Linked DNA regions of Homo sapiens: region 2 is linked to region 1. The links are chromatin contacts, found by Hi-C or POLR2A ChIA-PET in ENCODE. All regions are on one chromosome and are shown on one strand. Each heading gives the region's core, a stretch centred on a gene start or an enhancer-like site at or near the end of the contact. The rest is flanking DNA. Distances are from core to core; before and after follow the strand shown. Region 1 overlaps CPNE5 (copine 5). Region 2 holds the start of C6orf89 (chromosome 6 open reading frame 89).

The links. A loop is a pair of places that touch in the nucleus more often than their neighbours do. ChIA-PET counts read pairs that join two places held with the same protein, here RNA polymerase II (POLR2A). Pooled maps may share reads with other maps.
Region 2: POLR2A ChIA-PET joins it to region 1 with 17 read pairs in A673. The contact joins the promoter of C6orf89 here to the enhancer-like site in region 1. A Hi-C loop is called at or near these places in 1 of 37 single-sample maps with no recorded cell type and 1 of 50 pooled maps. POLR2A ChIA-PET finds 5 or more read pairs at or near these places in 10 of 52 experiments (A673, Caco-2, K562 and 6 more).

The regions. Positions count from the first base shown.
Region 1 is chr6:36,790,935-36,796,040 of GRCh38, forward strand. CPNE5 (copine 5) reads right to left here. Exons shown (of 21, transcript NM_020939.2): 7 at 3,656-3,715; 8 at 1,099-1,162. Among named protein-coding and RNA genes, the nearest start is that of CPNE5, 46 kb to the right of the region's middle. RefSeq lists enhancers at 2,523-3,189, 3,190-3,854. Within about 2 kb of position 3,086, at least 4 of the 41 ENCODE cell types and tissues checked have a DNase peak (open chromatin) inside an H3K27ac peak, as active enhancers do.
Region 2 is chr6:36,884,586-36,889,369 of GRCh38, forward strand. It overlaps C6orf89 (chromosome 6 open reading frame 89), which reads left to right and starts at 1,367. Exons shown (of 9, transcript NM_001286635.2): 1 at 1,367-1,443. RefSeq lists an enhancer at 1,127-1,206 and a silencer at 1,427-1,606.

The DNA of each region.
Region 1 (5,106 bases), core at 1,836-4,335:
TACATTAAAATTCTGTTTAAATTTCTAGTAGGGTAAATATTGATTGATAGCTGATCCGTAGCACTGACCTCCCAGGAAGGTAGGAAAATCTTGTTTCTCCTGGTCATCCCTCCCAGCTCCATGGGAAGCTGTGTTCCCAGGGTAGCCCAGGCTTTGTTTACACTTGCACCCTGCCTCTCCCTGCATCTGTCCCAGCCTCCTCTTCTCTCCAAGCCCCACCACTTTCCCACTTTTATAGCCACTCTTAGGTTAGATGGTGGTGCTTTTGGGGCTGAGCCCGGATCTTAGAATCAAGCTGACCTGGAGTAGAGTCATGGCTCTGCTGTTTGTCATCCTTGAGCAGGTGACTTTGCCTCTCTGAGCCTCAATTTCCTCATCCATAGAATGGGAGTAACATTTTAGTACCTGCCTCTTAGGATGATTGTCAAGAGCAGCGATAACTTATGTAAAGTGCCTATTACTTGACAAATACTGACCATCACCATTATGATACTTTATCATTATTATTAATTATGAGGTCCCCTGAGCCCCTTCTTTGTGTGCTCAGCTGTCCCCATCTCCTGCTCCCCCACAGTCCTACAGTAAAAGCAAGACCAAGGGCTGCCTGGGACTGCAGACTTCTTCCCAACACATGCGTACGCACAGACACACTCCATCCGCCCCATGCAGGGTGTCACCCTACTCCAGAGCTGAAAGTGAAAAATGACAGCTAAATGTCAAGCACCCAGGCTTCCTTCAAGACTGAAAAGGTCTTTGCTGCCACAGTGTTGGTGCCAAGGCAGTCTCGGCTCAAGGACACGTGAGTGGTGGCTGTGATGGGGAGGGGAGGGAGCCCTGGCATGGGAGCTAGGGGACGGGGCTCAGCTGGGCTCTGCTGCTGACTGTGGGTGAGCTCCTTCTCCTCTCCGGGCCTCAGTCTGCTCAGCTATAAAAAGGGAAAACACCCACTAGCTCTGATGTTGCAAAATTCTATGACAGCCAGGTCAGCATCAGGAGCCCTGTCTACCCTCGGTTCCCTCCAGGGGCTCAGGGAGGCCAGCCTGCACTCCATCACCCCCACCCCAACCACGTCCTGTGCTGGAGTCCTCTGCCACTCACCCTACAGTTGCTGAGCTCCTCAGCGGACAGGATGATGGTGCCACATTTCTTTCCTGGGACACCACTGGGAGAGGAGAAGATGAAAGAATGGAAAGCCAGACAAAGACAGAGCCATAAACCTGACACTCCCTCAATCAGCCCCCTGCCCATCCTCCCCCGCCCCCTACCATCCAGCAGATCACCCCAAAGCCCCTGAGAAGACAGAGTCTCCTGAGATCCTTGTGGCAGTGTGGCCTAGTGCACTGCTTCCTGGGACCGGGTCCCCGAGCCTGGAGCTGCCCCACCCCCTGCTCCCCGAGAGCCCACCAGGAAGGGTAGTGCCTGCAGTGAAAGTCCTAGAATTGGAAAAGCATCCAGACTCACCCGGAGGCTTCCAGACCAGTGGTTCTCAAACTTTCCATCCAAAGACCACTTCTGTGGGCAAAAGACCTCATGGGCTAGCCACCCCACCTCACACCCAGCTGACCCCCAGCGTCCCGGGACAGTCCAGCTCTGAGCCACTCTGATGTGTCACGGGAGGGAGGAAGGCAGGAGGGCTGGTGGGCCCTCGCTGGCAGCTTGCCCAGGCTCCTTCCCATGGCTACCTCCCCTTAAATGCCTTGGCTGGGGTCTCCCTGGGAGTGAGAGATCCCAGCCGACTGTGCAGCTCCCCAGTGAAGTGGGCAACCAGATCAAGGTCCGTGAAGTCGGTCCACCCCAGCACATCCCTCCAGGAGGGCAAGTTCTTCGGCTGGGGCTCCACTCAGGGGAACTGAACCACCTCTTCCCCTGGTTAGATAGGACCCCCTCCTTCAGGCACCATCCCAGCCCACTCTAATGTTTGGGACTAAGCCAGAGGTGGGGGAGTCCCAGTGTAGTCAGGGGCCACTGGGAGGGAGAGGAAAATGTCGGCTTGTCCAGCAGCTCTGTGACTTTGGGCTCATTCCTGTACCTCTCTGAGCCTCAGTTTTCTCCCCTATATAATGAGCGTGACTGTATATACCACACAGTGCTTGGCACAGAGAAGGCCCGCAGTGAGCAGCATCCCCCTCCCTGCACCCTTTACTTCACAATTGTGCAACGCTGGTAAAATCCAGCCTCACACCTCAGGCCAGCCACAGGGCCACCAGCATGCTGTCTGTGGAACACACTTTGAGAACCACTGATGGAGCTCTTCCCAGCACCAGCTATTGGAGGGAGAGGCTCTCAAACAGAGGAGGCAGGGGAGGAAGGGAAGCCGGCCCTGGAGGGCTGGCAGGACAGCCCAGATCTCTCCAAATCAGGTGAGCAGAGCGGGGGCCACATCTGGGGCATCCCCTGCCACGGACAGGGGACAGTGCCTGCCAGGTTGTCCCCCTAGACTTGGGCAGCTGAGCTGAGTGCCTCAAAGCCCCTCCCCACCCGCTGGTCTGGTCCTCCATGGTAGTAAAGACATGATTTGTTTGCCCAGGGAGATAGAATCCTCCACGCCAGCCTCCTCCGCCCCATGTTTCTCCATCTGTTCCTCTCTTTGCCTCTGAGTCCTTCTTCTATTTCCGATCCTTCTTTCCCTCCTCTCCAGCCCCAACCTGCTCCCACCTTCTTGGCCTTCCTTTCTCTCTCTCCCTCCCTCCCTGTCTTTGTATCTCTGTCTGACTCCTGCTGCCTCCCCAGTTGCTGCTTCTCTACTCTCCAGGTGAATTAGCATCCATGCTCTCCCTGGGCTGTGAGCATCCCCGGGCCCGCCGGAGGCCCCTTCCCCACCTGCAGCTGGTCCAGTGGCATATCCAGCTGCTGCAACCTCAATTCCTGAGAGCTCTCAGGGAAGGCCAGGGGAGCTCTGCTTACCCCAACAAAATGCCCTTCTGCAGAGGCCCCTCCAGGCAGAGGTTCCCTGCCCTGCACACCCCCACCTCCAGCCCCAGTGGGCGAGTGGGCGTGAGAAAGAAGCCAGGGTGGGAACTCCCCAACCGGGAAAGAAGGGGAGGGAAGGAGGGGGAGGCTCTGCGTTGGCCACATTTGCATGAGGCCAGCCGAAGCCAGATGGTCAGGGTGGTGGAGTGAGGCTGGCCCACCGCAGCTGGCGAGCAAACGAGCAAACGTGAAAAGTGGGGATTCAGCTGGATCTACTCTGTGGTGAGGAGGAGGCGGACATCCAGCAGCCAAAACAAGGGAGGGGAACAGGGGGGAAAGGATAAAGACAGGGGAGGAAAGAGGGGGAGAGAAGGGTGGGGATTGGGGGCCTAGAGAAGCCAGGCCAGGGAGAGAGGAAGGGAACAGAGAGTGCCCAGCCCCGCTATTCATAGACAACATCCCCCACCTGTAAGCCCCACCCTCTCCCTGAAGTCCCAGGAGCCACTGGGGCTTGAGATGCCCAAGCTCTAGCTTGGATGGGGGAGGGGCCCACTGCCGAGTGGGGGCCTCTGTTCAGGGCCCAAAGAGCCTGGGTGCCTAAGGAGGAACCCAGGACTCTCTGTCCCCGGATCAGGGCCAAATTCGCAGTGATGGGAGCAGGGACGAGGCCCAGACTCTGAGGCCCCCTTTGCAGAGCTGGCTGAATGTCTAAGGACTCCAGGGCCAGAGATGTCTGGCAACGTACCCGTTGGACACAGCTGGCATGGGTTTGCCCGTCCTGGAATTCAGGCTGAATGCGCCTATCCTGTGGAGAGAGAGGGGGAGAGAGAGCATGCCATGAGCTGAGTACCCCCACCCAGACAGGCCAGCGCACTTGGCATCCAGATGCTTGGAGACAAGCGGCTGCTCTGGAAGTCATTAAAACAGGATCAAAGCCACAGGCCAGAGCAAGTGGAGTCCTTCTTCTGGGCAAATTCCTCTCCTTCAGTGGTTCTCAAGGTGGGATGCCCAGACCAGCAGCACCAGCATGTCCTGGGAATGTTATTAATAGGAATGTAAATTCCCAGGCCGAGCCCATACCCACAGGATCAGGAACTCTGCGGGGTGGAGCCCAGCAATCTTTGGTGACACTGGTACCTGCTGCAGCTTGGGAACCCCTGTTCTCCCTTTCCAGACTCCGCATCCAGACTGCAAGATGGGGAGACTGCTGGAAGAATCACATGAGATCATGATATGGGCTGAACTGTATCCCCCAAAATTCATGTATTGAAATCTTAATCTCCAGGTCCTCAGAATGTGACTATATTTGGAAATAGAGTCTTTTTTATTTTTTTATTTTCATTTTTATTTTTGAAACAGAGTCTCGCTCTGTCACCCAGGCTGGAGTGCAGTGGCGTGATCTCGGCTCACCGCAACCTCCACCTACCAGGTTCAAGTGATTATCCTGCCTCAGCCTCCCAGGTAGCTGGGACTACAGGCACGCACCACCATGCCCGGCTAATTTTTGTATTTTTAGTAGAGACGAGGTTTCACCATGTTGGCCAGGATGGTCTCGAACTCCTGACCTCAGGTGATCTGCCCACCTTGGCCTCCCAAAGTGATTGGATTACAGGCGTGAGCCACCATGCCCAGCCTGGAGATAGGGTCTTTAAGGAGGTAATTAAGGTAAAATGAGGTCATGGCAGTGGACCCTAATCCAATGGCTGGTGTCCTCATATGAAGAGGTGACTAGGACACAGAGGTGCACAGAGAGATGACAATCTGAAGACACAGAGATGAAAAAGAAGACAGCCATCCTCAGAAGACATGAACTCTGTTGACATCTTGATCTCCGACGTCTAGCCGCCAGAATTGTGAGAAAATCAATTTTTCTTATTTAAGCCACTCAGTTTGTGGTATTTGCCACAATGGTCCCAGCGAACTAACACAGATTTCACAAGCAAAACACTGACCCTCATGCCTGGCCCAAAATAGATGCCCAGTAAACAGGAGCTGTTCACAGGGTTTAGTCAGGAAGACAACTAAACTAAGATATGTGAAATCTTCGATGGGGTAAAAGGTCCACCTCCTCCTCCAACATTGCCGTCAACCTCTGTATTTTATTTTATTTTATTTTATTTTTGAGATGGAATCTCGTTCTGTCACCCAGGCTAGAGTGCAGTGGTGTAATCTCAGCTCACTGCAACCTCCGCCTCC
Region 2 (4,784 bases), core at 117-2,616, 92 kb after region 1:
CCTATGAATGACATGCTGAGACCAGAAACCCAAAATGATGTAACTGAGAGTGGCGCTAAGGCCCTAAGTTCTGGTCACGCTGTCACCTAAGTAAGAACCTGGCCAAAAGTGAGGAATTTTTTTTTAAACAAAATCATGGGAGGCCATTATTTTGGACTGAGCTCATGCACTAGGCACCAACAAACCAAACCAAACTAAAATGGAGTCACTCATGCTAAATGTGACATAATCAAACCAAGGCTTTAAAAAAACACAAAATGCTAGAACAGACCAGGTTTTTTCTCCTGTAAACAGATGTTTCAGAATAAGGAGGTATCCTCTACTCAGCCCTTATTCTCTTCCTGCAAAACCCACTGTTCTACTGTTTCCTAGTGAGTTTCAAAACCATACAGGTACACTTATGACAGCGATAATAACATCAATGACCAAGGTTTTGGTCAATCTCTCAAAATTGAGAAAATGACCAAAACGGGGGAATTGTTAAGGCAAACTAAATATGGCCTGAGAAGGACTCTGTCCTTCTATATTTGAGTCCTTGTGGATGAACTGTAACATAGCTTAATAGTCAAACAAAATTGAAAACCTAACTTAATAGTATACACCTGTAACAATAACTGAGTGGTGGCCAATCCCAGCGGCCATACTTCAACCACTCACAGCCTGCTGAATGTTCAATCTGCGTTCAAATCAGGCAAACACCGAGCTGTAACCAACCTCACTGTTTCTGTACCTTACTTCCGATTCCTGTGCCTCACTTTGCCTTTTTTATCTATAAATTTGTTCTGACCATGAGGCACCCTGGGAGTCTGTGAATCTGCTGTGATTCTGGGGGTTGCCTGATTCGTGAATCTTCCATTGCTCAATTAAACTCCTTTATACTTAATTCGGCTTAAGTTTTTCTTTTATCAACAGAGTAAGCTCTCACTAATGAGTGGGCTGAGTGAAAACTGGAGGGATTTGTTCGTCTTTCTCAAGAGTAGTAGCTTCCAGAAGGAAGGGGCTGCTCTTCATTTACATTTCCCTTCCACTCCCATCCCTTAATGCCTAACATGCTGCCTGGCACATAGTAGGGGACTCAGTAAATGCTTGTTCTATGGATCAGTTCAGCTATGAAGTCTGTGTGAGCCAGTCCAGGTAAATTAGGAAGACAAGGATTTAGGACTGGGGCGAAAAGAGCCAGAACGGAAGAAGGACGCCAGGGGGAGCAAGAACCTACACTCTCCAGATATCGCGAGAGGTCCCGCGCTCGCCACGACACTGAGTGTTCTGTTTTGGGCGGAAGCGCTGGACGAGAGGAGGAATTACTCTAGGGTACAAGGCCTCGCCCAGGAGTGGGGGGTTGCTTCCGGGTCGCGCTCCCGGAAACAGGAAGTTGCCCATCCTCCTCGCCCGGCGGCAGCTGTCCCCGAGGCGGGAGGAGCCCGAGGGGCGCGAGCCCCGCATGTGAGTGACTGGGGCCCGAGGCTGGGTGGGGGGAGGCCGCCCTGTGACAGCCTCGCCGCGCCCGTCTCTGACATCCTCGCGCAGCCGCTTCTCGCCGCTGCTACCACCCTCTATCCCAGCGCGGATCCCTTTTCTCAGTCTCTCCAGTTTTGTAGACTGACAGCATCCCCTGGCAGCTCCCCCGGGGTCGACTCCCTTAAGACATCTGTCACTTTCTTTGACTCCGCCGGGGAGAGCAAAACGAGGTGGACCTTGCTTGAACTTGGTTCTCAGGCATCACAGCAGTGTCCATAACTTGAGCGTTGCTAATGAAGTCCAGATTTCTGCCCTTTTGACGGAATTTTTAAGAAATTAAGAGTAGATTCCCCACCCCCTTCTGAAAGATCTTTTTCTAATAATCGTTAGGGGGCAATAATTTTTTTTCTTTAAATGTGTACTTGGTATGTGATAAACCTGGCATCTTGGATTTCAGAAAGAAATATGACTTGGTTTCTTGACACAAGTAAAATAGTTGTTTGTAATCACCTCTTAGTAGAAGGAAATTTGCCTGCGTCGTGTTTTGTAGTATTTTAAGACTGTTAACCGTGCAGGCCACACTTTCTAGTCTCAGAGCCCTCATAGCCTTTGTATTCGCAAATATGTTTCTTTTAAAGTATTTAGTCATAAATCACTTTATAATAGAGACTACTTCCAGATACTTAGTATTCTGACTTTTCTGATGGCTCATTTGGTAGTTCCTGTGGTGGGATCTTCTATAGACGTCTCTCCCTTAATAAATTCGTTCATTTGAATTTGGGTTGTCAAAATTTCCCTCTAGGGAATAACATGCCTTTAAAATAATAACTAATAAATTCAATTCTGCTACATTGAAGTTTTGACTAAAGGTTCATGTAGCCCAACTTGCATACCAGAAAGAGGTCCTGTTTCTGTCAGACCTTTTCTGCCTTGGACTGAGGCATTTTTCAAGACCTGCTTTGAATACCTGTTCCTCCACAGCTACTCCACACACCAGAAACAATGTCCAAATGCTAGATTCCTAACCTGCTAACCTTAAACCCTCATCACATTGTTGCTACCTCTGCGTTTTTTTGTTTTTTTTTTTTTGAGACGGAGTCTCACACTGTCGCCCAGGCTGGAGTGCAGTGGCGTGATCTCTGCTCACTGCAAGCTCCGCCTCCCCGGTTCACACCATTCTCCTGCCTCAGGCTCCCGACCTCTGCATTTTTAAAAATGAATAAAATAATAAAACATAAAATGAATAAACCATGAGCCACGAGTTACATTCAATTAGTTCGGAATGATAATTTTAGGTCCTTTCTATAAATTTGTTCAACATTGATCTGATTCCACATCTGAGGTGAATTCCCACGTCTGTTCTTAGTTTTTTGTGTTTTCTCCATTTATCTCTGCTTTCAAGAAACACTATTTAGGGTGGGAGGTAGACAGGAAAATAGATGTAATGCCAAGCCCTAGAGGTGCATAGGACAAAAACTGAGGTCAGAGTCTTAAAGAGTTCACTTATTGGACAAAGCACTGGAGACTAGGCTTTTTAGGCAGAGGAAATTGTGTATGCAAAAGCAAAAAGATGTGAAATAGTATGACAGTGTAGAATGTGAAGAAGGATTGATGGGAAATGAAACTGAACAGGTAGGCAGTGACCAGATCATAAAGGGCCATGGTAAGTAATTTGGACTTTATCTTTTAAAAAAGACAGGAATCTCATTCCATCACCCAGGTTGGAGTACAGTGGTGCTATTACGGTTCACTGCAGCCTCGAACTCCTGGGCTCAAGCTACCCCTCACCTCTGCTTCCCAAGTAGCTGGGACTACAGGCAGGCACCACCACACTCGGCCAATTTTTATTTTTATTTTTTTTGTAGATACAGGGTCTTGCTATGTTACCCAGGCTGGTCTTGGAAGTCCTGGGCTCAAGCAGTCCTCCCACCTCAGCCTCCCAGTGTTGGGATTACAGGCATGAACCACCATGCTTGACTTAGGACTTTATCTTAAAATGATTGTTATTAGGTATTTAATTTGTCTGGCTATTGGAACAAATGTGTTACATCATTTTATAATTCTCTGAAATAAAACATTGTGGGGTAGAAATAATTATCCCCATTTTATACATGAAAACTGAGGCTTAGAGAGGATGAGTAGTGTCTCATGGCCACACAGTAAGTGGTAAAATCTAGAATTTGCATCCAGCTTTTTCCAACTCCAGTATCTGTGTTCTTAGTCACCATGCTAAACTGCTCCTGCAGAGGATGGGGAGTCTTGGAAGGTGCTTAGCATGAGCCAATTTGTGTTTCAAAAAAATAAGTGGCCGAGTGCAGCGGCTCACGCTTGTAATCCTAGCACTTTGGGAGGCTAAGGTGGGTGGATCACTTGAGGTCAGGAGTTCAAGACCAGCCTGGCCAACATGGTGAAACCCATTTTTTACCAGAAAAATACAAAAATTAGCTGAGTGTGGTGGCGCGTGCCTGTACTCCCAGCTACTCCAGAGGCTGAGGCACGAGAATCTCTTGAAGCCAGGAGACAGAGGTTGCAGTGAGCTGAGATCATGTCACTGCACTCCAGCCTGAGCGAAGAGTGAGACCCTGTCTCAGAAAATAAAAATAAAAAACTGGACAAGGTAGAGAATGGATTGGGGAAGAGGAGAACTGGAAGTATAGAGATTAACTACATCTTTGTGATGGTCCATAGGAGAGATGTTGAAGACCTTAACTGTGCTGTTAATGTAGAGAGGAAGGGATGAATGTGAGAATTATATAGGAGGCTGAATCAAGAGGACTTAGTGATAGTTTCATTGGTGGGAGTGAGGTAGGAGGAGAATAGTTTTTAAATTTGGAGGATTAGTGTTTCCATTAAGAAAAGAGGTGCAGTGGGAGGAATGAGTTGAAGGGGAAAACAGTAAGTTGGGTTATAGACACATTACATACAGGGAGCTATGGGAAACTTGGATCACCGTGTCTGGTAGGCAGGTAGATAAATGGGTCTTGAACCCTAGAGAGAGTTGTAGACTGGAGAAGAGATTTGGGAATCACCAATAGCTGGTGGTCAAAGTGTTGGAGGGAATAAGAAGGTCAAGGATAACTGGTGGATACCAGCAGAGAACGAGAGAATTATGTTAAGGTTTGAGTACACTTGAGGGAGATAGATAATGGGGTAGCAACAGCAGCTGCTGCAGAGAGGTCAGATAAGGTAATAACTGAAAAAAACGTCCTTCGAACTTGGCGTTTAGAAAGCCATTTGTGGCCTCAGTGAAAGCAATGTCGGTGGAGTGAGGAGGCAGAAATATGATTTCAACAGGTTAATAAATGAATGGAAACCTGAGAAACAAG